Linked DNA regions of Mus musculus: region 1 is linked to region 2. A link is a loop called in an ENCODE intact Hi-C map of the cell type or tissue named here. Cell type or tissue: left cerebral cortex. All regions are shown on one strand. Links, peaks and the distances in the headings refer to the core of each region. The heading gives the core; the rest is flanking DNA.

Region 1 (15,250 bases), core at 3,786-11,785, 230 kb after region 2:
AGTGAAGTCACTTGACTCCCTCCCCTATTCCCAATACTTACGGAAGCCAGGACTTACTTTTCTAATGCGCTTCGGACTGGAGGCAAGCCCCCACAGCTATGTTTGTAAACTGTTTCCAGGATTTGACAGCCATGAATCTGTGGAAAATATAGCCTTATCAATCTAGGTTACAGAAACTCATATTCTACATCAACCAAGACAGCACAGTCCAGTAGCTAATATAGTCCCTCCCAAGATGTCTATATAGTCAATTTGTAAAGACAGACTCTTCCGCCCTCAGTGTCAGTGTTACCTGTTGTCTCAGGTTTCTAAAGGCAACTTGCTGGGGAAAGGGTTATATCAGTTTATAGTTTGTATAGGTTTATAGGTCATCATGAAGGCTAGTAGGGGCAAGAGCTCAAGGCAGGAACTGAAGCAAAGGCCATCGAGAAATGTTGCTTACTGGCTTACTGTGCCCCACTCCCACCCCCACAGCTGGCTCAGCCTGCCCTATTATCCAAGACCACCTGCCCAGGTGTGGCACTGCCGTCAGTGACCTGGGCCTCCCACACCAATCATTCATCAAGAAAATGCACTATAGATTTGCCTATAAGTAATCTGATGGAGGTGTTTCCTCAACTGAGGTTCCTTTTCACAAATGACTCATTTGTCAAGTTGGCAAAAATATTTTTTTAAATAAATGCAAATTTGGGGGTAAAGCTCAGACACCTATGGTTTACCAAGCACTTCAGGTGCTTGCTAGTACACTCTAATATACACACTGGCTTGAGAGCCAAGTCACTGAAGAAACCAGAGTCATGGGGAACTGGCACTTCAAAACCAAGGAAAAGTCTTTGATAAGGTTCAAGTCAGACTACTAACTAGGTATGAACCCTGACCCTAACTGGAAGTCTCTGTGCCCTCCAGGCTTTTCTTACAAATCACTTTGAGGTATAATTTGTATATCCTAAATTTACATGCCTATCTAAAGTGTATTAAGGGCTTTTAGTAAATTTACAGTATTACACAATCATCACTCTGATATGAGTTTATACTATTTCATCACTCTAAAAACAATCCCCTTAGGTGAGCCTATTTGCAATTGGTCCCCATTCTCCCCCTCAGCCCATGGTCTCAAGTTCCTCAGTATTTAAAACTGGAGCACTAGCATACTGGTTCCTCTGCTGCTACCTGGCCAGGTAGAAAGGATGACTCATCTCAGACCCTCTATTTGTTCCCATTCTTCCCATAGCCAGTGGAAGCTCAAAGTCAACTGAGAGATGCAGCTAGGCATGGAAATCTGTACACTCACTACTAACTCCACTCATGTAGGAGGTTCCCTCCCATTTCAAGTTTAATAGAGTGGTCAGGAGCACAGTCTTTGAGTTACACAGATCCTATTGTTTACCTTGTTCTCTATGACCCTGAGCGTATATAATTATGTATGTAAAGCTCTCAGCAAGGGTATGGCACAGAGCAATAACCATTGACTTTAATGAGCGCAGTCATCTCTGAAGCACTTTCCCACTGGCTTTGTTAGCAGTCAATGGAGCAGGGCTTTACGGATCTACACTCACTGAAGAAGTAAAGCAGCTACAGTGTAAGTCGACTAACTACACTGCGAGTAACAACCTAAGGCACAGATACTATGGCCAGAAAACATGGAGAACTGAGCTGAGCACAATTCATTTGTCTCCTTAGTCCAATAATGGGTAAACAGAAGAAAAGAATTCCTATAAAATGCCTAAGGATTTTCCTCATAGATATTACCCCACTCAAAAAAGACAATCTTCTGATGGGGTGGGGGGGCGCGGGGAATTAACTGTTCAATGTGTGATAAAACTTTTGACAATGGGTGTCATGTATGAATATAACAAGCTGAGTTTTGCCCAGTGATTCTTAACTCTCAGGAAACCATCTTCTTTCTAAGTGGGTCTCTTGTCCCTATTCAAAGCCAGAGGTTCTAAACCCTTAGTACAACCTGCTTTCACCACCAAATGCCCAAAGTATTTTCTCTAACCTCAGCAACATTCTTAGGTAGAGCTACATACTCTACTTTCTCAATCACAAGGTGTTTAAAGAAAGCATGTCTTATTCTTGAATGTCTGATATTTTATATGGACTGTAAAGAGATAATGCTAAACAAATACATAAAAAATATTAAAAGCAGTGTCTTCCAAAAAGTCTGTAAAACAGTATTGATTATTAGATTTTCTTTGAAGTTTATCATAAAAAGTTCTCACCTTTTGGCTTTTAATTTGCTCCACTACAACCATCACAGAGGGGAAAAGGAGCTGGAACTGCAAAGCAGAGGAAACTCAAGGTGTGAATTAAATACAGGATTAAAAAAAAGATCAACTCAAGATTAAAAGACACACCTTAATTATAGCACTTGAGAGGCAGAGAAAGGTGGATCTCTGTGAATTCCAGGCCAGCCTGGTTTACAGTGTTTCAGGACGGCAGGGATACACAGAGAAACCCTGTCTCAAAAAACAAACAAAAAGACAAAAACAAAAAACCGGGTGGGGTGGGGAAAGTAATACTTTTGTTTCCAGATGCAATACCACAGAATAGTCAAGTTGGGCATCCTAAGTCAATCTGACATCAAAACACTCTGTACCTTGAGTCTTGTGTCCCTGCTACTATCCATGTCAACAGGACAATATTCACATCATATTAAGGCCTAATTAAACGTGGAACTTTTTGTTGCTCAGTTTTTGTTTTTGTTTTTGTTTTTGTTTTTAAAGCTGGCCCAGAACTTACTGAAGAAAACTTATAGACTAGGTTAGCCCCTTCCTCCTGAGTATACCAGGATGACAGGCAGGTGGCATATACATTACACTTTTAAAGCAGTTCTCATCTAACAAAGCACAGCTAATAAAATTCAGAAAATATATTTATTGGGCTCTGACCTTAGGTTAAAAAGTTTTTAATATACCGCCACAAATTGGGATTATTTAAAAACGGCAAGACTCCAAAGCATTTTAGCATTCCAAGGCATACCTGATCTAAGGAGTAATTGACATGTGATATGGAGAGATGCGGGTCAGCCAGGAACTGCAATAAAAGCACACTTATCAGAATCCTACACCAATAACTTGAATTTGCTCTATATAAACTAGGAGAGAATGTGACAATGAGCTCAGTGTTTGCTTTAAGCTCTGCAGAACTAATAGATGAAACAGTTACTTTTCAGATGACAAGTCCACTCTGGAGCCACTTTGAAAACCGTACCCTCTAGCCACACGGGAAATAGCTCACTCTTACCTAGCTGACCTTCTCAAACGCCACTTCTAAGTCAAGAACATGCTCTAATCTACTATCCCCTCAGGATGTTGCTGTCTGTATTACCTCCTCCTCCTCACCTCTTGTTCCAAATCAAGCAGTGCTTGGCGATACGGCTGCAAAACTGAATCCAGCCCTGTGCAGAAGGCTCTCAGGTAGATCCCATGCAGTCCCCCTTGGCCCTGCTGGGGAGGATGGTGGTCCTGCAAATAAACAAAGACGGGCAACGTCTCAGTCAGAGCCAGCAACCCGAGAAGATACCGTCTTTTACTAGGAGTGCTTACATTTTTTAATAAATAATTCCATATCAAAGCAGTATTTTAGCAAGAGAAAGAAGATAAATGACTGAAAATAAAATGTATGCAAGGTGCCTCAGGAAAGAAGTGCTGACATGGCCACAGTATGGTTAAGGGAAAGGTTTTGTTGTAGGATTTGGTTCCTAGTGTCTGTTGTGTGACAAAATTTTTCCTGAACACAACACACACACACACCTCCTCTAGTCACTAGATGAGGAGCCATGACAGACCAAAGTATAGATACTGCTGTGAACCAGTCAGTTTTATTTGGAGTATTTATAGGAATATGAGTGAGGGGTTACTTGCCAAACTCCAGCCTAACATGGTTAGGGTGACGGCTCACAAATCTGAGAACCTGGAGCACACTGCATAGCCTACAGGCAGCTCAACAGGTTGGAGTATCCTGTCCAGGTAGCTCAGTTGGTCTGAGCCTCTTCTAAGCTGGTTTCTGCTTCTTTGGGGGCTGCTTGGGGTGTGTGTGTGTGTCTGGTTTTAGGGAATACCTGAAGCTATTCTAAGTTGTTGACTTTGTGTCTTAAGGTGCTTCTCCCAATGGTGATTCTCATAAGCACTGGTAATTCTAGTTCCTGGGGGACTCAATACCTTCTGGTCTGGGCAGGTACAGGACATACACATGGTGCACACAGATGCAGCAAGCAGAACTCAGACCCATGCAATAAAAGTAAATCTTAAAAGCATCAAGACGCTCATCGAGGGGACATATAAAATATGGCTTGTCTTTCAAGGATCCTTCAAGTTGTCTGGTTGGTCCCTGCTGCTCTCCAGGCAGCCTGGCTTGACTGAGAGTCTTTTCTGTAGCTGGGCTTGTCTGAGTGTGACTCAGTGGTCTTTATTATTTATTCTTTGGAGGGAAGAGCCTAGTGACTCTGGTCAGCTTCATATAAAGCTTCTCATATCGTTTTATATGAGGAAGTAATGGTTAACAGTTAGCTAAAGGCTATGATGGAGGTAGAGATCTGGGTAACCAGGCTCTCAACAGTACAGAAGTACAGAATTCAGCTCCAGATGTGTTACAGAACCTTGTGTTCAGAGGTTAGAAAACACAATGTAGTCAGCCAGAAGAGGTTACAAAAAAAAAAAAAAAAAAAAAAAAAAACCAGAAGGATCCTGAAGTTCCTAAAGAGAAATGTTCATAGGATGGACATGAGACCAGACGGGTTTACAACCAGCCAATGTTATTCTGCTCTTATGGCATTACAGAAAACCTGAATGAGTCTTCATTCATCACTCATTAACACAAAATGTTGTTACTGTTGCTCATTTTAAAACAAACAAACAAAAACAAAAAATCAAAAGAAAGGACTTTCTTTTAGAAGTTGAGAAGTAGGAATTCTCATTACATAAAATCTGTGTAAGAACATGAGTAGAGTTTTTGTTGTTACCCAAGAAAAGTCAGAGATCTTGCCTTCCCTTGAGCATTTCCAGTGATTCATAAACTCAGGAGTATTCCAGAAATTTCTAACTTGCTTTACCAGTGAATTCACTGCCTGATAGCACTCCTGCCCTGTAGAAGCCCATATCCAGATAACAGGATCTCACCTGTTGCTGCACATGGCCTGTATACTGTTCAATGAACTCAGTGAATCGAATGTAGTCTGTGCCAAGCCGGCAGAGTCGATTCAGGACACTAGTCTCACTGGGGTGAAGAAATGGAAAATCCTGGGAAACCTGAAAGAAGAGGGATAGTCATAAAGGAAGCTAATGCCTGCTAGTCACCAGTCATAAAGGAAGCTAATGCCTGCTAGTCACCAATCAAGGTTCTTTGCAGCTTAAAATGCTTTCTATTCTCTTTTCTATTTCCTTTCCGTAAGGTGCCCATGGTTTTACATGGTTTTAATTTTCCTTGTTACTGGGTTGGTAATTCTGGTTAACAAGGTATTGTTACACAATTACAAGGTCGTGTTCCTCATCCAGATGTAATTGCTTGTTCTTAAAATAGGTACCCTAGAGAAAGAATTCACACAATAGGAGCTGGAAAGATGTTCTGGGACTCACATAGTAGGAAATTCTTGCAAGTTGTCCTCTGACCTACACAGAGGGGATCAGGGGAGAGGAGAGGAGAGAGGACAGACAGAAACAGACAGGGACAGAGACTCCCTTGGCTTATATCTTCAAATTATGTTTTGCTTGAAAGCTTAGGCAAGTTACATCATGGCACCTCTCAATGTCTTAGTTTTCAGAAGTAAAAAGTGGAGATAACTGTGATAACAGATAATATGAATGACAGGTGTTAATCACAGTTACAGATTCAATATATATGTATGTGTGTCTTTTATTACTGATGACACTTCTACAGTTATCAATTTTTTTGTGACTTTTTAAAAATATTTTTATTAGGTATTTTCCTCATTTACATTTCCAATGCTATCCCAAAAGCCCCCCATACCCCCCCAACCCCCCTACCCCCCCACTCCCACTTTTTGGCCCTGGCATTCCCCTGTACTGGGGCATATAAAATTTGCAAGTCCAATGGGCCTCTCTTTCCAGTGATGGCCGATTAGGCCATCTTTTGATACATATGAAGCTAAGAGTCAAGAGCTCCGGGGTACTGGTTAGTTCATAATGTTGTTCTACCTATAGGGTTGCAGATCCCTTTAGCTCCTTGGGTACAGTTATCAAATTTGAACACTTCTTGTTGACAGAGTTTTAGAAAAGTTCTAGGTTTAAGATCAGTGAAATGGCTCAGAGAGTCAGGCATTTGCTACACAAACCTGAAGACCTGAGTTAAATCCCTGAAACCTACACAAATGTGGGAAGAGAGAAGTGACTCCATAAAGTTGACCTCTTCATACACTCTGTGACATATATGCCCACACTCATACAACATAGACACATACTCTAGTTTTAAAAAAAAAAATTCTAGTTTAGGCTTAATTACTGTGAAAAAGTCAACTCCACCTTGAAGTCACTGATACCATTTTACACAACACACTTAGACACATTTGTAGTTGTCATTCTTTTCTTTGCCTTTCTCTGCCCTCTGTTCCCTTCTTTTCTTGCTTTCTTTTTTGAGAGAAGGTTCCACAGTGAAGCCCAGGCTGGACTTGAATCACACCAATAATCCTGCTTCAACTTCCCAAAGGCTGGGATTACAGGCACAAACACTACGCCTGGCTATTAAACTCAGTGTTGCCAATTTAGTTTCGGCAAAATATTGAGTATCACGCTATATCTGGGCTTCTCACGGGGGTTGGGGGAGATAAAGGAACAGAGGGGGAGAGGAAGAGAAAACAACTAACGGGTACATTCCTGTTATACTCTTCTAATTACAGGAAAAACCCCCTCTCAAGTTCTTCACCTGGTACAGAAATTTTCGAAGAAAGGAGGGAAACACCATATGTTTACAAATTCATTTTTTTCATCCAACACAATTTACTGAGTATTGTGTCTTGAGCGCTTTGTATACATTTCCACTACTTTCAAAATTCAATTTGAATCAATGCAAGAGTTCCCTATCCCTCCCCCTTTTCCCTCAAATAACTATCATCTAATTCCAGCTACACATTTAGGGATTCAGTTTAACAACAAATTCATATGCAGTGAAAAGAAGTGTGGTTCTATCCACTCCTAGTGGTTCTCTAGCAGGAGTCGCGGGACCGCAGGGCCCCCATAGCCGGAGCTCCGTAGGGTTGGCCCTCGGTTTCTCCCCGCTCGCGGGCGCCGGTCGGTTGGAGTTCCCCGGGTCCCGCCCCTTCGCTGCGGCTCAGCTGCACCCGCCGCGCGGCAAGCGACTCGTCTCTGACCCCCTGCATACCTGCAGGCCACTCCGCTTGTTCCAGGTGAAAATGGACCCTGGGTACCCACTCAGGGCCAAGAGCAGTTCGTGAATCATTTCTAGGGCGGCTCGGGAGTCCCTAGATCTACCACCTCCTCTTTTCAGCGCCTCTCCGGGCGACCCCTCACACCCAGCGGAATCTCTTGCCCTGAATCCCCGCAGTCCACCGGGAGAGGAGATGCCACAGAGCCGCGCGCCGCATCCCGGAAGTGCGCGCGGCCCAGGCGCCCACCGCCTCGCTCCCGCCGCGGAGCCGCGAGGAGGCGCCGGTGCCGTCGCGCATGCGTCCTGGGCTCCAGGAGAAGCCCGCTCGGACTTCCGGCTTGAGAGCGGGACTGAGGCTAGCCCAGGAGGGGAAGGGATGAGAGTGAGTTGAGAAGCTGGTTGAGAGAGACGCGGCCTGGGGTGGGCCGGCGGGAGTCCTCAGGACGCCTTGGCAGGGTCTGTGGCATTTTGACCGACTGCCGACGTCTCCCAGAGTGACCCGGCCGGAGGGAAGAAAACAAAGCTGGAACTTGGCAGCCGCCGCTGTGGAGCTGTGCTCGAAGCCCACGGACTCGCAGCACCGGCCCGCATCGGCCTCGTTCTCAGGAGACCCACCACTGCCGCCCCTCGAGCTTCCTCGCTTCACCAACTCCTGTAACTCTCCCCTAGTCCACCTCAATTTAGAAGCCCAAGTCGGCTCCCCCGGTGCGCGACCTTCCCCATCTGTCGCCCCGGAACTCTTGCCGAGTTCTTACTTCGTTCGGGAGGCGCGAGCAAGAGACCCAGTGTTCGGCACTTGACTTTGGTTCGGGGTGGAAATTTGTAGTTTGGTGTTCAAGGGGCGGGGCAGACACCAGGAGCTTCTGGAAGGACGGCGGTGGTTCTAGGGGAGAATAGCCGGCGCTCGCTGGACAGAGGCTTTTTGTTGTCGTTCGCCAAACGTTTTGACCGATTTGATCTGGGGCGCTAATGATTTACCTGAGGTGGGAGCGAAGCGGACAGATTTTTCTTTTCTCTGCAACTTCCTGGGGATACTCTAAACGTCACCTAGAAATGCAGTTTTTAAAAGGTCATTTTCACCTTGCCTATTGATTTGCTGTCCTGAAAAGGTACTGCCTCAGAAGGCCACTTCGAGCATATTGAAAGTCAGGCCGGCTCTGACAAGGTTTTAAACATGTAAAGATACTCTCCTCAGATAGCGCCATTTCTCTCTACTCTAGGATAAAACTCCTTTTTACAGAGAGACTCATCTGCAGGTGTTTCTCCAAGGGCATGCAAAGATAGTGTAATAAGTCCTAGAACCCAGACAGTGAGGAGAGAAACGGCTTTCTGCTGTGAAAGATGGCCAAACCCACTCGGAGAGGAAATGGCACAAGCTCTGAAAGCTTACGACAGCGCTTCAGAAGATTCCATTACCAGGAGGTGGCTGGGCCCCGGGAGGCTTTCAGCCAACTATGGGAACTTTGCTGTCGGTGGCTAAGGCCGGAGGTGCGGACCAAGGAGCAGATTGTAGAATTGTTGGTGCTAGAGCAATTCCTGACTGTGCTACCTGTGGAGATCCAGAACTGGGTACAGAAGCAATGTCCAGAAAATGGAGAGGAGGCGGTGACACTGGTGGAAGATTTAGAAAGAGAGTCTGGAAGACCTGGACATTCGGTGAGGAGGAGGGGGAATACAGTCAGAAGTGTGTGGCTGGGGAGAGACAAGGATGGAGGGGCAGTTTAAGATCAGTCGGATGTAAAGAGGTTTGGTGATTTTGATACTTCTGATCTGGAAGGGTTACTTTTTCAGGTAGGGCTTGCTTGGAGATGCCTACTCTGTTACAGTAAGTCTTTCACTTCAGTTTCTTAAGAGAAAAAATGGGGGAAGTTTCTTTTCCAGCTGCTATTTGGGTTTCTGTTTGATCTTTCTGCAGTTTCAACCACTCTAAGCTGATGATAACGGAATAAACACTTGTCTGTCCTACTCCCCACCCTCCACTCTGGCCTGGCCTCAGAGGATGGTCTCCCCCTGGGAATGCCCCTTGTTATGACCATGTCAATTAACGGGGGGTTATTTCTAGGTCACAGTCTCTGTGAAGGGGCAGGAAATGCACTCGGAGAAGATGACACCCCTGAAATCATCACAGGAGTTATTAAGTGTTCTGCAGGAGTCAGTGGAACCCCAGCCCAAGGGTGTATCCAAGAAAGAGAGGGCAAGAAGGCCAGCCCTGAGACTACAGGAGCAGATGAACCCAAAGGAGAATCTCAGACCTTTTCAAAGGAGCGGTGAGGAGTAGATGTGTGTGGGAGACAGAGCCCTCTAAGCTGGGAATAGGGTTGGGAGTAGTGAGTGGGGAAGGTTTCAGGGATAGTGGCACCTGTGTGGCACCTCCCAATGTGATGTTTCAGGACCCTGGAAAGGCAGCTAGCTCAACCCTCTGGTAGAGTAAGTATTTTTGTATCTCTTCCTTTGATAAGTCTGCCTAGTTCTCACTATAATCGGAATACTTTTATTTCTGGTGATAGATGCTTATTTTCTAGACCCTCTTCTATACTGAAGACACCTTCATTCTAGTAGTTTTTCTTTCCCTCTGTTCTTTATTCTTTAAATCTAAGTTCTTATTCTCTACATTGGAACCTTGAAGTTCTCTAAATACTTGATTGTGGAGAAGGAAATTATATCTGTGTTATTCTTGCAAGATGTTGTAAAGATGTAAGAATTTTACTTCAGAATTTTGCAACCTCCTGCAGTATAGCCCAGCATTACTACAGAATGGTCTTTGTTCACCTGGTAACACCATGACTCTTAGCTTTCCCCGGTGCCTTTGGATCTAGTCACTTAGTCATTTTGTAGAACTTGTTTTTCTTTTTTGTGCTCTATTGAACTCTATTTTGTTTTTGTTTTTGTTTTTTAAGATTTATTTATTTATAGGTAAGTACACTGTAGCTGTCTTCAGACACTCCAGAAGAGGGAGTCAGATCTCATTACGGATGGTTGTGAGCCACCATGTGGTTGCTGGGATTTGAACTCCAGACCTTCGGAAGAGCAGTCGGGTGCTCTTACCCACTGAGCCATCTCACCAGGCCTGAACTCTATTTTGTTTATTATTATTTAAAACTTAGTGAGGTTGTTTTGAATTCTGATCTTATCATCCAATATGACCAGTAATAGCATTCTTGGTTAGTTTAATAATGGTCTTTAGTCATCCATTGGAAGTACCCCAACCTTGATATAAGGAGCTGCAGAATCAATCTTACTGTGTGCTGCAGGGTACATATACTGCAGTAAGGAAAGGTACCTGTTGGCCAACAAGCTGGCTCAGCTGATAATGGTACTTTCTGCACAGCCTGATAACCTGTGTAGAAGTCCATGAAGTTGTCCTCAACCTCCACGTGCACCATAGCAAGTACACCATAATACGTGCACTGTAGCACGTGCACCCCCACCATATATCATGCATACACGATGAACGTTTTATTAAAGTACCTGTTCTCAAAAAGCTTACAATATGATTTAAGAGCACACAGTGAGCTATGAATATGTACTGAACTCAGCTGTTTGAAAAAAGGGTCAAGTTGCTCAGTTGTCCTGTAGGGGTTTGGTAGTGTGGCCATGAGATGGGGTCCCAGGAAACACCTCCTGAGGGCAATGGCAAGGAAGCTTCCTAAAGGATGGGTGAGTGCCAACAGGAGGAAGGGAGGCACAGAGGTAAATGAGAGTGTACAGTGTTCTTGAGAGAAGAGGAATGGACAGAATATACTAGACACCAAGGTTAAGGCTCAGCAGGACAGCAAGTGAGCTGAGGGGCAGTTAGCACAGCGACTGTTGTGGTGCTAGTTATAGGAAGAGGAAGAGTCTGGACATGAATGGAAAGGAGGACATGCTGAGGGAAACACTGAGAATTTGGTGACTGAGTGTAGAGGACCTTCCCCCCCTCCCAACTAAATTTAATTCTCAGGAGTGAAGTTAAAAAAAAAAAAAAACTAGAAGAGACAGGAATGAGTGACTGAGAAGTGCTAGGATCTGCAAACAAGTGGTGTAGAGGCTAGGGAGCAACCTGGAACGGAAATACCTGCTGGAAACTTACCACAGACCACTTTCTTCTCTTGTTCTGCTTTAGAAGACAAATCAAGCTCTTTCCTATCCTATGAGGTTTCCTGTATTTTCTATTCTTCAACCCATTGAAATTTCTGAAAACATTTCCTTTATAATTTGTTTGTTTGTTTGTTTTTTAAGACAGGGTTTCTCTCTGTAACCCTCACTGTCTTGGAGCTCACTCTGTAGACCAGGCTGGCTCAGAGGTCCACCTGCTTCTGCCTCCTGAGTGCTGGGATTAAAGGTGTGCAGCACTACTGCCTTTCTCCTTTATAATCTTGTAGATAAAAGCTGTGAAAGTAGCTCAGTTTGTAGAATGCAGAACACACAAGGCCTCATTTGATTCCCAGCATTAGATAAAACTCCGCTAGGCATTGCACATGTAATCCCAGCACTGAGGTGGAGGCAGGAAGATCAGAGGTTTAAGGTCATCCTCCACTACATAGCCCCAATCATTGCACATGTAATCCCAGCACTGAGGTGGAGGCAGGAAGATCAGAGGTTTAAGGTCATCCTCCACTACATAGCCCCAATCAGGCTAGTCTGGGCTATATGAAACCCTATTTCAAACAAGAAGATAAAATCTCTTGAATGAAAGAAAGGCTTTTTGTTGTTTGTATGATACTTTGATAACAAACTGTGATACTTTGGTTTGTTTCCCTGCAAACAGGATTTCCATTTCCTAAACCCAATGTGGTGTCCAGGTTGGATCAAGGAGAGCCATGGATCTCAGATCTGCTTAGCTCCAAGGAGAAGGATGTCCCAAAAGGCAACACAGGAACCAGTCTATTACCATCCAAGAGAGAGAGAACCTGCTGGGTGGAACAGGGTCACTGGGTATTTGATGATGAGAAGGTGGTGGGTGTGCACTGGGGCTACAAAGAGACTAGAACACTCCTTGCAATTCTCAGTCAGACTGAATTTTACGAAGCGCTCCGAAACTGTCACAGGAACAGCCAAGTGTATGGGGCTGTAGCTGGGAGGCTTCGTGAATATGGTTTCCTCCGGACTCTGGAACAGTGTCGGACCAAGTTCAAAGGCCTTCAGAAGAGCTACAGGAAGGTCAAGAGTGGTCATCCACCCGACACCTGCCCCTTCTTTGAAGAGATGGAAGCCCTGATGAGTGCCCAGGTCATTTCATTGCCCATTAATGGCCTGGAAGAGGCAGCCTCCCATTCTGCCCAGGCAGGCAGTGATGCTGAGACGGAGAAGCCAGGGCAGAGGGACTGGCAGCATGAAGATGGAGAGGAGGCTATAGCTGAAAGGTCAGACAGTGATGACCCGGAGGCAACCCCCCAGGACCCTGACAACCCACCTGCACCTGTCCTGTTCCGAAGCCCAAGTGGTAAGAAGCTTGTCTTGGGCTTTGGGATTAGGTTTGAGGAGCAATGAAACTGGATGTGGAACCACTTACCAGCTTGGTCATTTTAATAGGAAACAAGGTATTTCTCAACACTGCATTATATTCTCTTTTGTGAGCAAATCATGAGATAAAAGTAAGAGGATAGATTTTTTCTATCTCTTTTTAGTGCTTGGAATCAAACCTGGGACCTTACACCATGTAGTAAAACACTACACCCTTGAGCTACACCTCAAATTTCAGATATAACTTTTCAAAGAAATATACCCAAAATCCATTTTCTGTTTAGGAAATGAAAAAAACAAAAATCAAAACCCAGAAAAACCCCTCCATATCCCTCCCCCTTTTTAAAAGAGAATTTTTAAAATAAATAAATCATGGCTGAAAGAAAATGTTTTTCATTATCTTTGTTCTTATCTTTCCCTTCCTTTCTAGTTTTTTTCTGGTCTTTTGTTCTTCCCTGTTTTCCTTTCCTCCCAGTAAGTGAAAATAATGAAAAGAGGTGTTCTTAGATGGGAACTGTCTGAACCTTCCCTCTCTTTCCTTGGGAACCTTCAGGCAGGATATAACCATCCTCTGTTCCTTTGCTAAAAGCACTAAAGAGGGACCTGCAGTGGACATGTGTCAGGTTGAAGATACACTGGTCTTGCTTCTTTCCTCATTCTGGTCTCTGCAGTCCTTCCTCCTGCAGATCAAGTACATGAGTGTAGGACCCTTCAGGTCTTGGCTCTTGCTGGGGTTGCTTAATGGAGATAGTAACAGATGAAGACAAGCCATGATGGGAATTTGGCAGCAGTGTGATTCTGAAAGGGGCAGTTCCTTAGAATTTTAAGTCATTATTTTTTAAAATTATTTACAATTTTATGAATTTTACTTAAAAAAACTTGTAAATTAAAAACAAAATAACAATATCCCACCCAAACTAACCAGAACCAGTTTGACTATTGGTTCTGAAGCAGGGAGCTTCTTCCCATTGAAGTTTACACTTTTACTATCCAATACTGAATCATCCTATAGGAAACAGAAGGTAGGGATGACACATTGCGGGTCTTTTTTTTTTTTCCCCTGACAAATGGCTTTTCTAGTTGGGATCAGAACTGTAGAGAAATTAGTAAACAGGATGGGAGACGCACTGCGCACATGCACTTAGGTATCTACACGATTTGTTTTTCTTGTGACACAGTGCCTGATGAGAATAACTTAAGGAAGGTTTATGCTGGCTCACACTTGGAGTGTGTGCATCCTGCAGTGTTGAGAGCTGCTCTCAGTGTGGCAGTAGGAGTTGGAGGTAGCTGGTTATGCTGCTGCATCTGTAGTCAGAAAGCAGAGAAAGTGAAGCATGCTGGTGCTCAGCTTGCTTTCTTCTACCTTTTAATTCAGTCCAGTACCCTAGCCATGAGATGGTGCCACACAGTCAAGGGTGGGTCTTCCCTTAGGTAAACTTTTCTGGAAACACCCTCACAGACATGCCCACAGTATATCTAGTCAAGTTCACAGTGCATACTGACTGATCCAATGATCATGTAGAAAGACGACTTTTAAGTCACTAAATGGTACTAATAAAGTTCTCTGAAATCACTACAGGATACAGAAACAAAACTATAATTCATGTAGAGGTTTGTGATGAATCTAGGAACCTGAGCTTGGACGGCCTTCCTGTCTCTCCTTTGCTTATAAATTGAACCCCAGGCCTCTTGCATGTTTAAGGTACATTCTGAACTAGTGTCTCCAGCTAACTGGTTTTCCTAGAAGCCGGCAGTAAAACTGAAGAGTTGAGGCTCTAAAGCACTGGGTTAGGTGATGCTGAAATCTCTCTTCTGGTGCAGGTGTACACTGGGGCTATGAAGAAACCAAGACTTACCTTGCAATTCTCAGTGAGACTCAGTTCTACGAAGCCCTCCAAAACTGTCACCGCAACAGCCAGTTATATGGAACAGTTGCTGAGAGACTGTGGGAATATGGCTTCCTTAGAACCCCAGAGCAATGTCGTACCAAATTTAAAAGCCTACAAACCAGCTATCGGAAAGTCAAGAATGGCCAAGCACTAGAAACCTGCCCCTTCTTTGAAGAAATGGATGCTTTAGTGAGTGCCCAAGTTGCTGCCCCACCTAGTGATGACCAGGAGAAAGAAACAGTTTCTTGTTGCCTCCAGAGAACCAGTGAGGCTGAACCTGAGAAGCAAGATGAGGACACAGAAGAAGATTCAGATGATGAAGATGATACTGAAATACCTCCAGAGGCTGTTATAACCCGTGCCCCAGTCTTATTCCAGAGCCCCAGTGGTAAGGTTCTTTATTTCTGTTTTTTGAGACGGGTTTTTTATTTTGGTTTGGTTTTAGCTGAGATTTCCCTTGAACGCTGAATACCCAAGGATGTCTGCCTCTACTTTCTAAATGGTGGTATTACAGGTGTGTGCTTCCATGCCCAACTAAGAGTCTTTCAGTTCTCATAGTATAAGTAGCAAAAGAGATG
Region 2 (14,897 bases), core at 1-8,000:
TTATTCATGTTGTTTTGGTAGCCCTTATATTATTATCAGGTGATAATAAATGCTGTAAGACTACTTTTGTCATTGAGGGGAGGGGGTGTAGAGCTGGCAAGATGGTGCAGAAGGTTAAAGCCCTTGTCATGCAAGCCTAGTGAACTAAGTTAGATCCCTGGAACCACATAAAGGTAGAAGAAGAGAACTTACTCCTAAAGGACCTCCATGTTTATGCCGTAGCATGCCTGCCTCCCAACATGCACACTAGGAGTAATACCAGTACTAACTCAGAAGAGGATAAGTTAGGCAATACATCTAAACATTTAGTTCAGTATTTAACATATAACAAATGATTAAATGTTGCAATAGTGTACAAGTATAATAAAATCAGACTGGAGAATGATTATCTAGAAAATATTAAATATGATAGAAAAGGAGCTAAATTCAAAGCATACTAAAAAGAAATGTCCCCATGTTGCTTTACGAATGAGAACCTAGTGGTTGTGGCACACTCCTTTAAACCCAGCTCTCAGGAGGCAGGGGCAGGTGGATCTCTGAGTTCCAGGCTAACCTGGTCTACAGACCAAGTTCCAGGATAGCCAGGGCTACACAGCAAGACTCAAAACAAAAACAAAGCCAAGTTTAGATTTCTGCTTCTGTATATTCACACTCTGTTTTTTTAGGGACCTACTAAATTCACTGGTGACAGTGTTCATCCTCTTCACCTTGGATCATTGGTATGCAGTACTTCAGGATATCTGGAAGGTGCCAGAATCTAGCCGTGTCTTTAGCAGCATCTATGTTATCCTTTGGTTGCTGCTTGGCTCCATAATCTTTCGAAATATCATAGTAGCCATGATGGGTAAGCACAGAGGAGAGGTACAACTTCTTAGGAGGGATGGTGGGAAGAAACTGGCACGTAGGGTTGGTGGACTATTGGTAGAGAACCCAGTGTAGCAAGGAAGTGTGGATATTGGAATAGATATTTCACTTTGTTTCTCCCCTCTTAAGCATTCTTCTTGGTCTAGTAACTACCACCTTTTAATTCCTAATGGCCCTTTGGGGGCAGTTACTAACTTTCAGAATATCAGAAGTGAGCTGAGTGAGGAGATGAGCCACCTGGAGGTTCAGTATAAAGCTGACATGTTCAAGCAACAGATTATCCAGAGGTCAGCTTCTATGTATTCAAACCCAATGTTATTTCTCAACTCATTCCCTGTTTCTTTTCCTTGACCCTGTGAGTAAAGAAGTTCACATTCTAGTGGTTTTTGTTTTGTTTATGCTATGGGGGTTTCTCTATTCCCCTTCATAGCTTAGGTTTCTTTCCTTATAGATCCGAATTATTTTTTTTATTACACTTCTTCTGACCCGTGGCATTTTTTTCCTAATTTTAATTTCTTTCTTCTTCTTTTTTTTTTTCCTTTTTCTTTTTGTAGGAGACAGCACTCTGAATCACTAAGGTAAAGTAGTGATAGCAACATGGATGACAGGAGAATGAGGTAAATTGAGATGGAAAGATGAGGCATAGGTGGTAGAAATCATCAAAGATGAAGCTTTGCTGAGAGAGAGTCTATGATACTCTCCAACATTACATGTTTATTTTCTAACTCTAAAACCCATGAGTGTGATTTATTTGAAAAAGGGGTCTTTGCGGATGTGGTTAATCTAAATATCTTTAAATGGATCATTCTGGGTTATTCGGGAAGGTTCTAAATTAGCAACAAAGATCCTTCTAGAAAACCAAGAGAAGATATGGCAGCAGGAAATAGGTGAGAACAGGGAGGGCTGTTTGTCTTGTGGAGACAGTGTTTCTTTCTGTAGTCCTGGAGCTTGATGACCCCCTTCAATGTCACAGAGCTCCTCCTGCCTCTGCCTCTGCCTCTGCGCCTCTGCCTCTGCCTCTGCCTCTCTGCCTCTGCCTCTCTCTGCCTCTCTGCCCCTCTGCCCCTCTGCCTCTCTCTGCCTCTCTCTGCCTCTCTGCCCCTCTGCCCCTCTGCCTCTGCCTGCTGCTGGGATTAAACACATGTGCTACCACACTTAGCACATTGTTTTGTTTTTGTGGAGGATTTTTTTTCCTCATTTTTTTTTAACTTTAGCCCATCATGACTGGCTTATGGCTTGTAGTTTTAAACAGGGCATCCTCATTAAAAGTAATATATGAGCAAAGACTTGAAAGCAATGAGATTTCTATGAGTGTATATGGTGAAAGTGTTAGTAGCAGAGAGAATGGCTGTTACAAATATTCTAAATTGGAAGTACACTCAATGCATTTGAGAAACAGAATTGACCATTGTAATTGGAACAGAAAATGAATAACAGGAAAGAAGTCAGTGAAAGAACGGATTGCATATTAGCTACTTTTCGACAGCTGTGATAAAACACCCAGAGCAAGGTAACTTATGGAAGAGTTTATGTTGGCTTATATTTCCCGAGAGAGTAGAGTAATGGCAGGGAAGGCATAGCTAGAGCAGGAAGCTGAGAACTCAGCTCTTTAACTGCAAACATGAAGCAGAGAGTGACCTGGAAGTGGGACAAGGCTGTGAACTCTCAAAGCCTGTCCCTAGGGGCATACTTCCTCTAGCAAATCTCCCCTTCATAAGGTTCCACAACCTTCCCAAACAGTACCAACAACTAGGGACCAAGTGCTCAAATGCATGAGCCCGTGGGATACATTGCTCATTCAAACCACCCTAGCACGGGAGCATGATTCATTAGGGCTATAGGAGGTTCTTGTAGACCTTAAACATTTATAACAAATGGAAGCAAACCAGAGGAATAGTATTAAGAGATTTCCATTTAAAAGCAGGTTTTCTGTGTGAGAAGGAAGAGAACAGTTAAGAAAGATACACTGGGGATGATTGATCTGGGATTACCTAACCCTGAATCTGAGAACAGTTTTGACTCTTAAAGCTGTAAGCCAAAGCCTTAGGGACGCCAGATCGGGACTAGCATAATAAATGAACTGCTACATCTTTTAAGTATATTTGAAGCAATAAAATTTCTTTCTATATGTACAGAGGGACCAGTCTTGGAAAGGTCTCCGAAGACATAATAGAAACTTCTGATGCTAGTGATGATGATGACGATGACGACGATGATGACGACGACGATGATGATGATGATGACAAAAGCGATGCTACTGAAAGCGATGGCGAGAAAAACGAAAACGAGGAAAGCGATAGTGAGAATAGTGAGAGTGAGAATAGCGAGAGCGAGAAAATTGATCCTGAGAAAGACTATGCCAAGAAAAGCTATCCTGAGAAAAGCCATCCTGAGAAAAGCTATCCTGAGAAAAGCCATCCTGAGAAAAGCTATCCTGAGAAAAGCCATCCTAAGAAAAGCTATGATGAACAAGCTGAAGCTGAAGAGTCAAAAGAAAAAGCCTACCCAGTTTCCCATTCAATCTCGTCCCATGGCTCCACTGCAGCCGATACTGCTTTCCTTGGTACGCAGAGTGGCTCCTTCCATTTGAATTCACATTCCTCTTGCTTAGGAGACCCACAGTCATTGTTTTGTGGCCCAGGATGATTTTAAAACTCAATTCTCCTGCCTTATGCTGCAAATTCTGGCAGTGTAGTGAGTGTAAGACATCCAGGTTGTCATTGTCTCCTCCTCCTCTTTTTTTTCCCCTTCCTCTCTGTAGACTTACACTGTAGCCCAAGCTAGCTTGTAAGTTATTATATAATCCTAGCAAGCCTAGTCACTCTGCCTCCCAAGCTCTGGAACTGCAGGTGTGCCACCACATCTGGCTTAGACGTGTTTTAAAGAAGCATTCTTCCTCACAGAAAACCTGGACTGGGAGACCCTTGTGCATGAGAACCTGCCTGGGCTAATGGACATGGATCAGGATGACCGCATTGTCTGGCCCAGAGACTCACTCTTCCGATATTTCGAGTTACTGGAAAAGCTTCAGTATAACCTAGAAGAGCGCAAGAAGTTACAAGAATTTGCAGGTGAGGATGTAAGGCAGTCATGGGATCCAGGAGTTTTTAAGTATAAGGACGTAGCATCTCTGTCTCAATCACCTCCCCTCATCAAAAACAGTAACTTAGGGACGAGCTAGAAATCTGGTGTCACCAGGGGGCGCTCAAGTCTTACAAGCTCTGAAAGCTTGATTCTCAGGATAACACGGTTGGTAGTATTGAGAACCAGACCAAGGTAAGTTCCTGCTGAACCTTGCAGTGGATTCTTTTCTCTGAAGGCCACATTTCAGCTCTAAGCTCGGGGTCTCATTGGAGAGCTAGAATTTGGGAAAGTAAACACTACTGCATCCTGAAAAGTAAACCAACCTTCACCATCACTCTCCAGAAGGAAGTAGGTGAGCTAGCTGCACAGGAGAATTGAACTTACGCTGAAAACTTACCTACTCCAAATCATTTTTCCATTTGGAAAATAAATTTACCATTTGGAGATTAATTTGAATTTATAAAATTCCTCCAAAAAAGAAAGAGGAGGAAGAAGAGACAAAAAAAAAGGAAGATACACACACACACACACCTACCCATAAACTATAAGTTAGAACATCTGTTCTTTTGTTTGTTTTGTTTTTTGTTTTTTTTCGAGACAGAGTTTCTCTGTGTAGCCATGGCTGTCCTGGAACTCACTTTGTAGACCAGGCTGGCCTCCAACTCAGAAATCCGCCTGCCTCTGCCTCCCAAGTGCTGGGATTAAAGGTGTGCGCCACCACGCCCAGCTTTTTTTTTTTTTTTAACATTTTCTTTTTCTTTTTTTTTTCTTTTTTTCTTTTTGGTTTTTTTGAGACAGGGTTTTTCTGTGCAGCCGTGGCTGTCCTGGAACTCACTCTGTAGACCAGGCTGGCCTTGAACTCAGAAATCTGCCTGCCTCTGCCTCCCAAGTGCTAGGATTAAAGGCGTGCGCCACCACTGCCCAGCTACAGTCAGTGCTCTTTTTGTTGTTGTTGTTTAAAGATTTATTTGTTTTATGTATATGAGTACACCATTGCTTTCTTCAGACACACCAGAAGAGGGCGTCAGATCTCATTACAGATGGTTGTGAGCCACCATGTGGTTGCTGGGATTTGAACTCAGGACCTCTGGAATAGCAGTCTTAACTGCTGAGCCATCTCTCCAGCCCCATAGTTAGTGCTCTTAACAGTTGCCATTTCTCCTGCCCATTTAAATATTGTTTAGTTTTGTGTGAATTTTCTTTCTTATATCCTTTTAAAATGAACCTAGTTGAAACTCAGAAATTAGGCAGCAGGATTTGTGTATGTGTGTGTGTGTGTGTGTGTGTGTGTGTGTGTGTGTGCATTGTGACACAGAAAGGCCATAGGAATTTATAACATTTAGGGTTAGGGGTCAGGAAGATGGCACAGTGGGTACTTGTCACCAAGCCTGGTTACTGGAAGGACAGAACCAACTTCTGAAAGTTGTCCTTCAATTTCCATGTATGAGCCATGAAATTTAAGCCAGCATATCAGAGATAATTTTTGTCTGTATCAAATGTTGACTGCAGTTAATTCTGTTCTTTCAGTCACTCTTAGCCCTATCCTAGTAGGAGGAGACAGGATGGAAGGTATGAAGACGTAGGAAGGAACTTTCAGGTTTTGTTTTGAGTCAGGGTCTCACTTTTAATGTTTATGAGACTATGCAACTGAGGCAGACCTCAAATCCCAGCAATCCCCCACCTCATCTATGAAAGCAGAGCCCAGGTCGGTGGATTGATTTTTTTTTTTTTTTTTTTTGAGCCAGAGTCTCACTATGTAGCCTTTGCTGGCCTGAAACTCACTATGTAGACCAGGCTAACCCAGAATTCACAGAGATTCCCCCTCCCTCTCCTTCTAAGTGCTGGGATTAAAGGAGTCCAGATAAAACACTGTTTCTGAGTCCAGATCTTTAGAACATTATTTTTTAACTTTCCTCAAGTGATGAGTAGATGTTCACCACATCCTCCACACATTGTAGCCTTTCCTTCCTCACCCTCCCATAAGGCCACCCTTCCCCTGTGACATTTCTTACTTACTGTGGAGAACTGAATGCGTGAAGAGGTCAGAGGACAACACTTGAGCATCCTATCCTTCCATTCTGTGGGTTCTGAGAACTGAACTTGGACAGTCAGGCTGGGCATCATGTGTCTTTTACCTGCCAAGCTACCCTGCTGTCTCTTTTCTCTTTGTCCCATAGGCAATTTCATTTCAACTTTCATGTCATACATACATGATTTTATGTATCTGTATAAAGTCTGGGAACTGCAGATGGAGAAAATACATGATATTTATTTTTCCAAGATTGTAGAGCTCAGACCTTGATGAACTTGCTTATGGTAAAGAGAAGATAGATTTAAGTAAACATTAGTCAAGATTTGTGTGGGAATCTGGGACTCAGACAGCAGGGCCTTTACCAAATATATGTGTTCAAACATTGTTCATGTTCTGACCTCACGGTTTGTTTCTTCACAGTCCAGGCCCTGATGAGTTTTGAAGACAAGTGAAGGTACAGTGGGTGACAGCTGTGTCCTTGGACCCAGCAAAAGCTAATGAAGAAAATAATTGGAATTTAAAATATAAATATCTAATAAATACTGCTAATGAATATTTCTGGTAAGTTCAAGTTTTTTTTAAAGATGTGTTTATTTTATGTATTTTATATATATGAGTACACTGTAGCTGTACAGATGGTTGTGAGCCTTCATGTGGTTGTTAGGAATTGAATTTTTACTACTTCTGCTCAATCTGGTCAGCCCCGCTCCCTTCAGTCAACTGCGCTCGCTCAGGCCCAAAGATTTATTATTATACATAAGTACACTGTAGCTGTCTTCAGATGCACCAGAAGAGGGCGTCAGATCTCATGGGTGGTTGTGAGCCACCATGTGGTTGCTGGGAATTGAACTCAGGACCTCTGGAAGAGCAGTTGGTGCTCTTACCCACCGAGCCATCTCGCCAGCCCTCAAGTGTTTTTTTGAGGTGTGGACGATACTAAAAGGCAAACAAATGACTTCAGAGGCCACTGGAGCCCCTGCTGCTTCTTGACTTACCAGCTAGTGTCCAGTTCCTGATCTGGCTCTGTGACTAGCTCCTATTCTTCCTGTAACTTTTACTTCCTAGCAAGAGTCCCATTTCACTTTATTTTAACCACAGTCTGTGTAGATGTCTAGGTGGAATGATTACGTCTTCGGAGATGTTTGTGTAACTACTTAAGTGATGAACCCATTGTCTGCTCTGCTAATAGCTCCCCTCTTGTACATCATTAACTTTCTTTTTCAGTGCTAGCAATAGGACCCAAAGCTTCCTGCATGTTAGACCTGTGTTTTACCCTTAAGTCTCTAGTTCTTTTCTTACTGATCTTAATTGACTTTATTTCAGTTCTACAGCCAGCCAACAGTCTGGATCAGAGATGGTTGAGAGTGCTCCCGGGCACTATTAACTGCAAATACATATCATTCACGCCCACTTCTGGACCTAAAGGTTGGAGCGCTCTTCATCTCACTTGTCATTGACCAGGGACGTTTCCATGTCTGTTTGTTCCAGTGTTTATGAGACCTCAGAAATTATCTATTTCCCATCAAAGCAGAGCCCCCTTTTTGTTTGCGTATGCTACTGGTGATGAACCCCATATCTTCATGCATCCCACCACTGTGCTATAGCCCCCAGCAGGAAGCCCCATCCTGAAGGGTTGACTATGAAGCTGATGCTTAGTGGTGGACTATCTGAATGGTATCCCATTCCATTGTTGAAGGACTCGAGCCTCCTTTGGTTGAGTTTTAGTGATGGGGTCTTTGGTTCTCCCTGAGGCTGGCCTCAGACTTACTGTGTAGCGCAAGCTGGCCCTGAACTCCTGCTGCAGCCTCCTGAGTCATAGGACTGCATGCCAAGCATATTATTTAATTCTTTGGAAATGCTTATTATTAAAAATTCTATCTTTGACCAGTGGCATGTGCTTTTAATCCCAGCACTGAGGAGGCAGAAGCAGGTGGGTCTCTGTGTGTTTGAAACCTGCCTGGTCTACAAAGCAAGTTCCAGGATGGCCAGGACTACACAGAGAAACCCCGTCTTAACCTTCTGCTCCCCGACCCCAAATAATTCTATTAACCTGAGCTGAGGAGATGGCTCAGTAGTAAAGTACACTTGCTGCTCTTATAGAGGACCCAGGTTCAGTTCCCAGAACCCACATGGTGACTCACAACTGCCTATAACCCCAGTTCCAGGGATTCAATGCCTTCTTCTGCTCTTCTCAGGCATGTGGTACACAGAAATATGCTCACAAAACATACATGCACATAAAAATCAATAAATATTTTTTAAAATGCTTGATATATATAAGCATTTTTGTTTGTTTGTTTGTTTTTGTTTTCCAAGACAGGGTTTCTCTGTGTAGCCCTGGCTGTCCTGAAACTCACTCTGTAGTTCAGGCTGGCCTGGAACTCAGAAATCCACCTGCCTCTGCCTCCCAAGTGCTAGGATTAAAGGCGTGTGCCACCACTGTCTGGCATATATATATAAACATTTATATAATATGCATGTTCTATAATATACTCTATATTTGAAGTATGTATTATATGCCATAAAATAACCAGGTCTGAAAGATAACCTCCCATTTTTATTTTTTAATTGAAAACTTTTTTTTTCCTTTTGAGACAGAGTTTTACTCCATAGCCTGGACTAGAACTTACTATGTAGCCCAGGCTGGCTAGCTCTGTGGCTAGTAAGACCTTGTCTTAAAACCAAACAGGACGGAGAGATGGCTTGGTTGATAAAGTGCTTGTTGATCAATCATGAGGATGAAAGTTCAGGTCCCAGAACCCACACAGAAGCCAGACATGGCAGCATGTCTATGATCCTAGTTCTGAGAGGCAGAGACAGGTAAATCCCAGGGGCTCACTTGATAGCCACTCTAGCCAAAACTGAGTTCCAGTTTCAATTACAGTCCCTGTCTCAAAAAAGGATGAAGTGGAGAGTGATAGAGGAAGGCGTTGGATATTGACGTGTGTAGGGGTGTATGCCTGTGCATATGTACATATGTATGCCTGTACACATATGAGCACGCATGCATTCACCACTCCCACTCACCCCACACATAAAGGAAGCAAGTACCAAAAAGGAAGATAGAACACTGAACTATATACTTTAAAATATCTCATGTTGGGCTGGAGAGATGGCTCAGTGGTTAAGAGCACTGACTCTTCTTCCAGAGGTCCTGAGTTCAATTCCCAGAAACCACATGGTGGCTCACAAACAACTGTAATGGAAGCTGATGCCTTCTTCCGGTGTGTCTGAAGAGAGCAATGGTGTATTCATAAAATAAATACAATCTTTTTTTGTTTGTTTGTTTTGTTTTGTTTTTCTTTTTTAAGATTTATTTATTTACTATATGTAAGTACCCTGTAGCTGTCCTCAGATCTTCCAGAAGAAGGAATCAGATTTCGTTACGGATGGTTGTGAGCCACCATGTGGTTGCTGGGATTTGAACTCAGGACCTTCGGAAGAGCAATTGGTGTTCTTAACCACTGAGCCATCTCGCCAGCCCCCTTGTTTTGTTTTTCAAGACAGGGTTTTTCTGTGTAGCCCTGGCTGTCCTAGAACTCACTCTGTAGACCAGGCTGGCCTCGATCTTAAAAATCCACCTGCCTCTGCCTCCCGAGTGCTGGGACTCAGAATACAGTGCTTGTCTGACATGTGCATAGCTTGGGCTCTCATCTCAGGGAGAAAAACAAAACCAGAAGTGCTGGAGCTTGCTTGATGTTGCCCCTGCTAGAATCACACTAGGTCAAGGCAAATTTAATCTTTCTCTCTCCTTTGAAAACTTATACTTATTGATGAGCATGATGGGGAGCAGAGGCCAGCCTAGTCTAAATAGCAAGTTCCAGGATAGCCAGGGCTCATAGAGAGAAACTATCTCAAAACCAAAACAATAAAAAAAATACATTTATTTATTTATTTATTTATTTATTTATTTATTTATTTGTTTGTTTGTTTGTTTGTTTATTTATTTATTTAATATATGCCTATCCTGTGTCAGTGTCACAGAATGCATGTTGAAGTCAGAGGACAACATACAGAAATCAGTTCTCTCTTTTTACCAAATAAGACCTGCGGATCCAACTTGGTCTTCAGACTTGGTGGCAGGTACTGACCTTTACCCTCTGAACCATGTTGCTCCCCTCCCCTTTTGAGGCAAGGTCTAGAACTCCCTACATACAGACAGTAGGCTGGCCTCAAGCTCCCGTCTGAGTGCAGTGGTTTGCAGGCATTTGCCACTATAACCACTTCTCTCTCTCTCTCTCCTCTCTCTCTCTCTCTCTCTCTCTCTCTCTCTCTCTCTCTCCTCTTTCTCTTCTCTCTCTCTTCTCTCTCTCTCCTCTCTCTTTTAAACAAACAAAACCAGGGGCCTAGTGAGAGATAGCTTAGTGCTTAAGCATATCTACTTGGTTCTTGCCCAGAACTCAAGTTAGGTTCTAGTACCCATCCCAGGTAGCTCACAGCCACATGTAATTCCATCTTCAGGGGGTCCAACACCTTCTTCTGGCTTATGTAAGCACTTGAACTCATGTGCACATACCCACATACACATAATTTAAAAAATGTAAAACCCAACAAAACAGGTGCTCAAGGAGACGTCAAACTCATTATGTGTGAGAATGATGTTAAATTCTGATACCTCCACCTCCCAAGTGCAAGGATTATAAGCAGGGCCACCATGGCCAGATTTTTTTGTTTTTTTTTCAAGACAGGGTTTCTCTGTGTAGCCCTGGCTGTACTGGAATTCACTCTGTAGACCAGGCTGGCCTTGAACTCAGAAATCTGCCTGCCTCTGCCTCCCAAGTGCTGGGATTAAAGGTGTGCGCCACCACTGCCCGGCCAGATTTTTTTTTTAATTAAAAAATGTTTATGTAGTATGGGGTGACATTAACATACCACAGTGTATCTGTGGTGGTCAGAGGAAAACTTGCAGGAATGACTTTTTTCTTTCTACTGTGTCAGTCCTGGGGACTAAATTCAGGTTATCAGGCTTGATGTCAGTCTTTGCCAACTGAGCCATTTTACCAGCTCTCTCTTAATTGTTTGAGACAGGGCCATATGTAGCTCAGCTTAGCTTCAAACTAGCTACATAGCCAAGGTTGTCTTTGAACTTTTGCTCCTCCTTCTTCACCTCCCAAGTGCTGGGATTGCATGTCTATACCACTATGCCTGGCTTATCTCTGATTTAGATATTTTATAGATATGTGAATTATAGATAGTTATGGTCATCAAACTAAAAGTGATGGGAAGGAACATAGAATTCAGATATATATCAAAATACAAACATGGATATATAATATTATATATATGGTTTTTTGAGACAGGGTTTCTCTGTGTAGCCTTGGCGTCCCTGGAACTCACCAGGCTGGACTCAAAATCTTAAGATCCATCTGCCTCTGCCTCTGCCTCTGCCTCCTGTGTGCTGGGATTAAAGGTATGGTATCACTACCACCTGGCATGCGCATATACATACATATATATACATATATATTATATATATTTGAAAAAATAATATTTATTCCAGCCTTAAAGGCTGGGAGAAGCTGAGGAGGAGGGTGACCCCAACCCCATAGGAAGACCAGCTAACTAACCAGGACCCCTAAGATCTCTCAGACACTGAGCCATTAACCAGGTAGCATACACTGCCTGATATGAGGCCCGCAACACATATACAGCAGAGGACTGCCTGGTCTGGCCTCAATGAGAGAAGATGCATCAAACTTTGAGAGACTTGAGGCCTCAGGGAGTGGGGAGGTCTGATGGGGTGGGGGTGGGAGACATCCTCATGGAGATGGGGGAGGAGGAATGGGATAAGGAACTGTTGGAGGATAGACCAGGGGGTGTATAATGACTAGACTAGAAAAAAATTAAATAATAATTATTATAATAACTTATTAAATCAATTATTTATTAAATAGAATTTATTAAATATATATATTTAAAAGATTTATTTATTTTATGTATATGAGTACAATACTGTTTTCAGACACACCAGAAGAGGGCATCTGATCTCATTACAGATGGTTGTGAGCCACTATGTGGTTGCTGGGATTTGAACTCAGGACCTCTAGAAGAGCAGCCAGTGCTCTTAACCACTGATCCATCTCTCCAGCCCAAATATATATATGTTAAATGAGCTTATGTTAAGATATTACATTGCTTCACACCTGAGCATTTGACAGTTGCTTTATCCTTGAGGTTGGATGCCCAGCAGCTGGAAGAGTCACCCAATGGGTGTCTTTCACTGGAGAGCCCAGAACTGGTGGTAACTCGGTCTGTAAGGGTAGGTACCTAAGTACTCCCGGTCTGACACTGAAAACCTGGGAAGTTCCTGGAGAACTTCTGGTCTGCAGTCAATGATAGAAGCTTGAAGTTGCTGGTTCTGATATCAACAAAGGAATGGGTGGTGACAGCAGTGCGGTAAATCACCTCAGTGACAAGGGTGAAGATCAAGTGAGCAGAAGATGGAGAACCGTACTATCAGTGTGTTCTCTGTGGTCTGGTGCCCTCCACATTTGGGGTGGGTCTTCCCATATCATTTAAGGCCATCAGGTACAGTTCTCCTCTCAGGGCATCCTAATGTGTAGCAGCTTGACCTTCAAACCGACTGTCACACTGCACAAAGGCAGAGGGAGAGACTGAATCCACAAATGTGGTGACAGTGTTGATTTGAGAGTTTGAATTACCTTTCTGATTGCTAGGATTAGAAAGAAGTAACTTAAGGGAAGGAAGGTTTATTTTGGTTTGGGGAAGGTATGCTGGGAAGAGCAGAAGGCTGGCTGCGCACACAGCATCCCATCCAGGAAGCAGAGAGTTAGGAATGCTGAGGCTCAGCTTGCTGGTTCCTTTTCTATGCATCTAGGAACCTAGCCCATGGAATGATGCCATCACATTTAGGGTGAGTCTTCCCAACTCAGTGAGCCCAATCTAGACACCCGCCCCTAACATAGCATGCCCTGAGACTTGTGTCTTCACTGATTCTACATCCTGTCAAGTTAGCAACCAAATTAACCACCACAGCTAGATAGCTCAGTGGGTAAATGTACCTGGTGCTAAATCTAACAAAACTTGAGTTTGACCGCAGGGACCCACAGACTGGAAGGAGAGAACTGTCTTTCAAAAGTTGTCTTTTGACCTCCACATGGGCACCATGGTTCAAGTGTCCCACTCCCACAAAAAAAATAAATGAAAATGTAATGTTTAAAAGCTAATAAAATATACCACATTTTCTGTATCCAGTCCTCTGTTGAGGGACATCTGGGTTGTTTCCAGCATCTGGCTCTTATAAATAAGGCTTCTATGACATGGAGGGACCCATGGCTCCAGCTGCATATATAGCAGAGGATGGCCTTATCTGGTATTAATGGGAGGAGAGGCCCTTGGTCCTGGGAGGCTCAATGCCCCAGTGTGGGAGGATGCTAGGATGGTGAAGTGGGAGTGGGGAGGTAGGTGGGTGGGTGGGGGAGCACCCTCATAGAAGCAGGGGAAGGGAGGATGGGATAGGGAGTTTGTGGAGGAAAAACTGGGAAGGGGGATAATGTTGGGAGCCGCCCTCACATTCGCCGTTACAAGATGGCGCTGACAGCTGTGTTCTAAGTGGTAAACAAATAATCTGCGCATGTGCCAAGGGTATTTCTCCACCCCATGTACTCTGCCTTCCCCGTGGCAACAACTCGGCCATGGGCTGCAGCCAATCAGGGAGTGATACGTCCTAGGCGAAGGATAACTCTCCTAAATAGGGACGGGGTTTCGCTTTCGCTTTTGGTTTTGTTTTTTGCACTCTTGCTCCTGAAGATGTAAGCAATAAAGTTTTGCCGCAGAAGATTCTGGTTTGTTGTGTCTTTCCTGGCCGGTCGTGAGAAAGCGTGCAAGAGGATAACATTTGAAATGTAAGTAAATAAAATAACCGATAAAATTTTTTTAAAAGCTAATTTAAAAAAGAGGACTAGGTGACTTATATTTAATGAAGCTCAACCACAAAGGCCATGAGGTAATTATGAGTCTCAGATTGCTTTGGTCTCCCTGCATTGTCCCAACATGCAGTTTCTGTTTGCCTCTACACGACAGAGATTGTTAAGGTATTGGTTAGATCTTAAATTCATTGCTTAGGTACAATCCACTGAACAAAATGAATCATCTGACTACAAAGGATCTAGAAAATGTGTGGAATGCTTGGTTATGCAGTAAACAATAAGTAGTTCAAAATAGTTACAGGAGACAATGCAAGAAGGAGAGAAATAATTGCAGCTTACAAAGGTTGGCATTCAGTCTTGTCAGTCAAGGGTCACCTTGTGGGAGCTTCTTTTTTTTTATTTTCTTTTTTTTAAAATTTTTTTTATTACGTATTTTCCTCAATTACATTTCCAATGCTATCCCAAAAGTCCCCCACACCCTCCCCCCCACTCCCCTACCTACCCATTCCCACTTTTTGGCCCTGGCGTTCCCCTGTATTGGGGCATATAAAGTTTGTGTGTCCAATGGGCCTCTCTTTCCAGTGATGGCGACTAGGCCATCTTTTGATACATAATGCAGCTAGAGTCAAGAGCTCCAGGGTACTGGTTAGTTCATAATGTTGTTGTACCTACAGGGTTGCAGATCCCTTTAGCTCCTTGGATACTTTCTCTAGCTCCTCCATTGGGGGCCCTGTGATCCATCCAATAGCCTTGTGGGAGCTTCTGTCCAGTGATAGTTCAGAGTTTTTAACTCCTTCGGCTGGCTATCCATCCCAACCATCACATCACAGTATTCCAACACCCCCCTCCCAGCATTTCATTTCATTTTAGCAGGACACGTGATTTTGCTTTTCCTCTGAACCCCTATAACTTTAGTTTGCTTGTTCTATTCTTTGACTACTTTAGGTTAAGATTTGTCTTGTTATTGGATCTTGCTTAACTGTAAGCAATAATCACTTACAGCTTTTAATGCACTTACTCCAACCCTT

What was found. Hi-C counts contacts between places; a loop is a spot of excess contacts. Peaks named below come from ENCODE experiments on the same cell type or tissue, not always from the same donor. Only the 100,000 strongest peaks of a DNase experiment are listed, where the experiment ranks them.
Region 1: it touches region 2 in a loop (2.3-fold over the local background); 13 of 42 quality-filtered maps call a loop at or near these places.

The regions. Positions count from the first base shown.
Region 1 is chr2:121,163,557-121,178,806 of GRCm38, reverse strand. It overlaps Zscan29 (zinc finger SCAN domains 29), which reads left to right and starts at 7,682. Exons shown (of 5, transcript NM_001290819.1): 1 at 7,682-8,997; 2 at 9,404-9,608; 3 at 12,089-12,763; 4 at 14,605-15,060. The coding sequence starts at 8,683. Tubgcp4 (tubulin, gamma complex associated protein 4) reads right to left here and starts at 7,639. Exons shown (of 18, transcript NM_153387.3): 1 at 7,336-7,639; 2 at 5,121-5,249; 3 at 3,345-3,467; 4 at 2,983-3,036; 5 at 2,223-2,279; 6 at 58-137. The coding sequence starts at 7,413. In left cerebral cortex, for the core only: CTCF peaks have their summits at 7,406 and 7,632; DNase peaks (open chromatin) are centred at 7,305, 7,662 and 8,750; H3K4me3 peaks cover 2,823 bases; H3K27ac peaks cover 999 bases.
Region 2 is chr2:121,385,991-121,400,887 of GRCm38, reverse strand. Catsper2 (cation channel, sperm associated 2) reads left to right here. Exons shown (of 13, transcript NM_153075.3): 8 at 666-844; 9 at 1,052-1,151; 10 at 1,419-1,442; 11 at 3,000-3,427; 12 at 3,768-3,935; 13 at 6,401-6,533. The coding sequence ends at 6,432. Among named protein-coding and RNA genes, the nearest start is that of Strc, 12 kb to the right of the region's middle. In left cerebral cortex, for the core only: a CTCF peak has its summit at 4,049 (motif pointing right); DNase peaks (open chromatin) are centred at 3,748 and 4,060.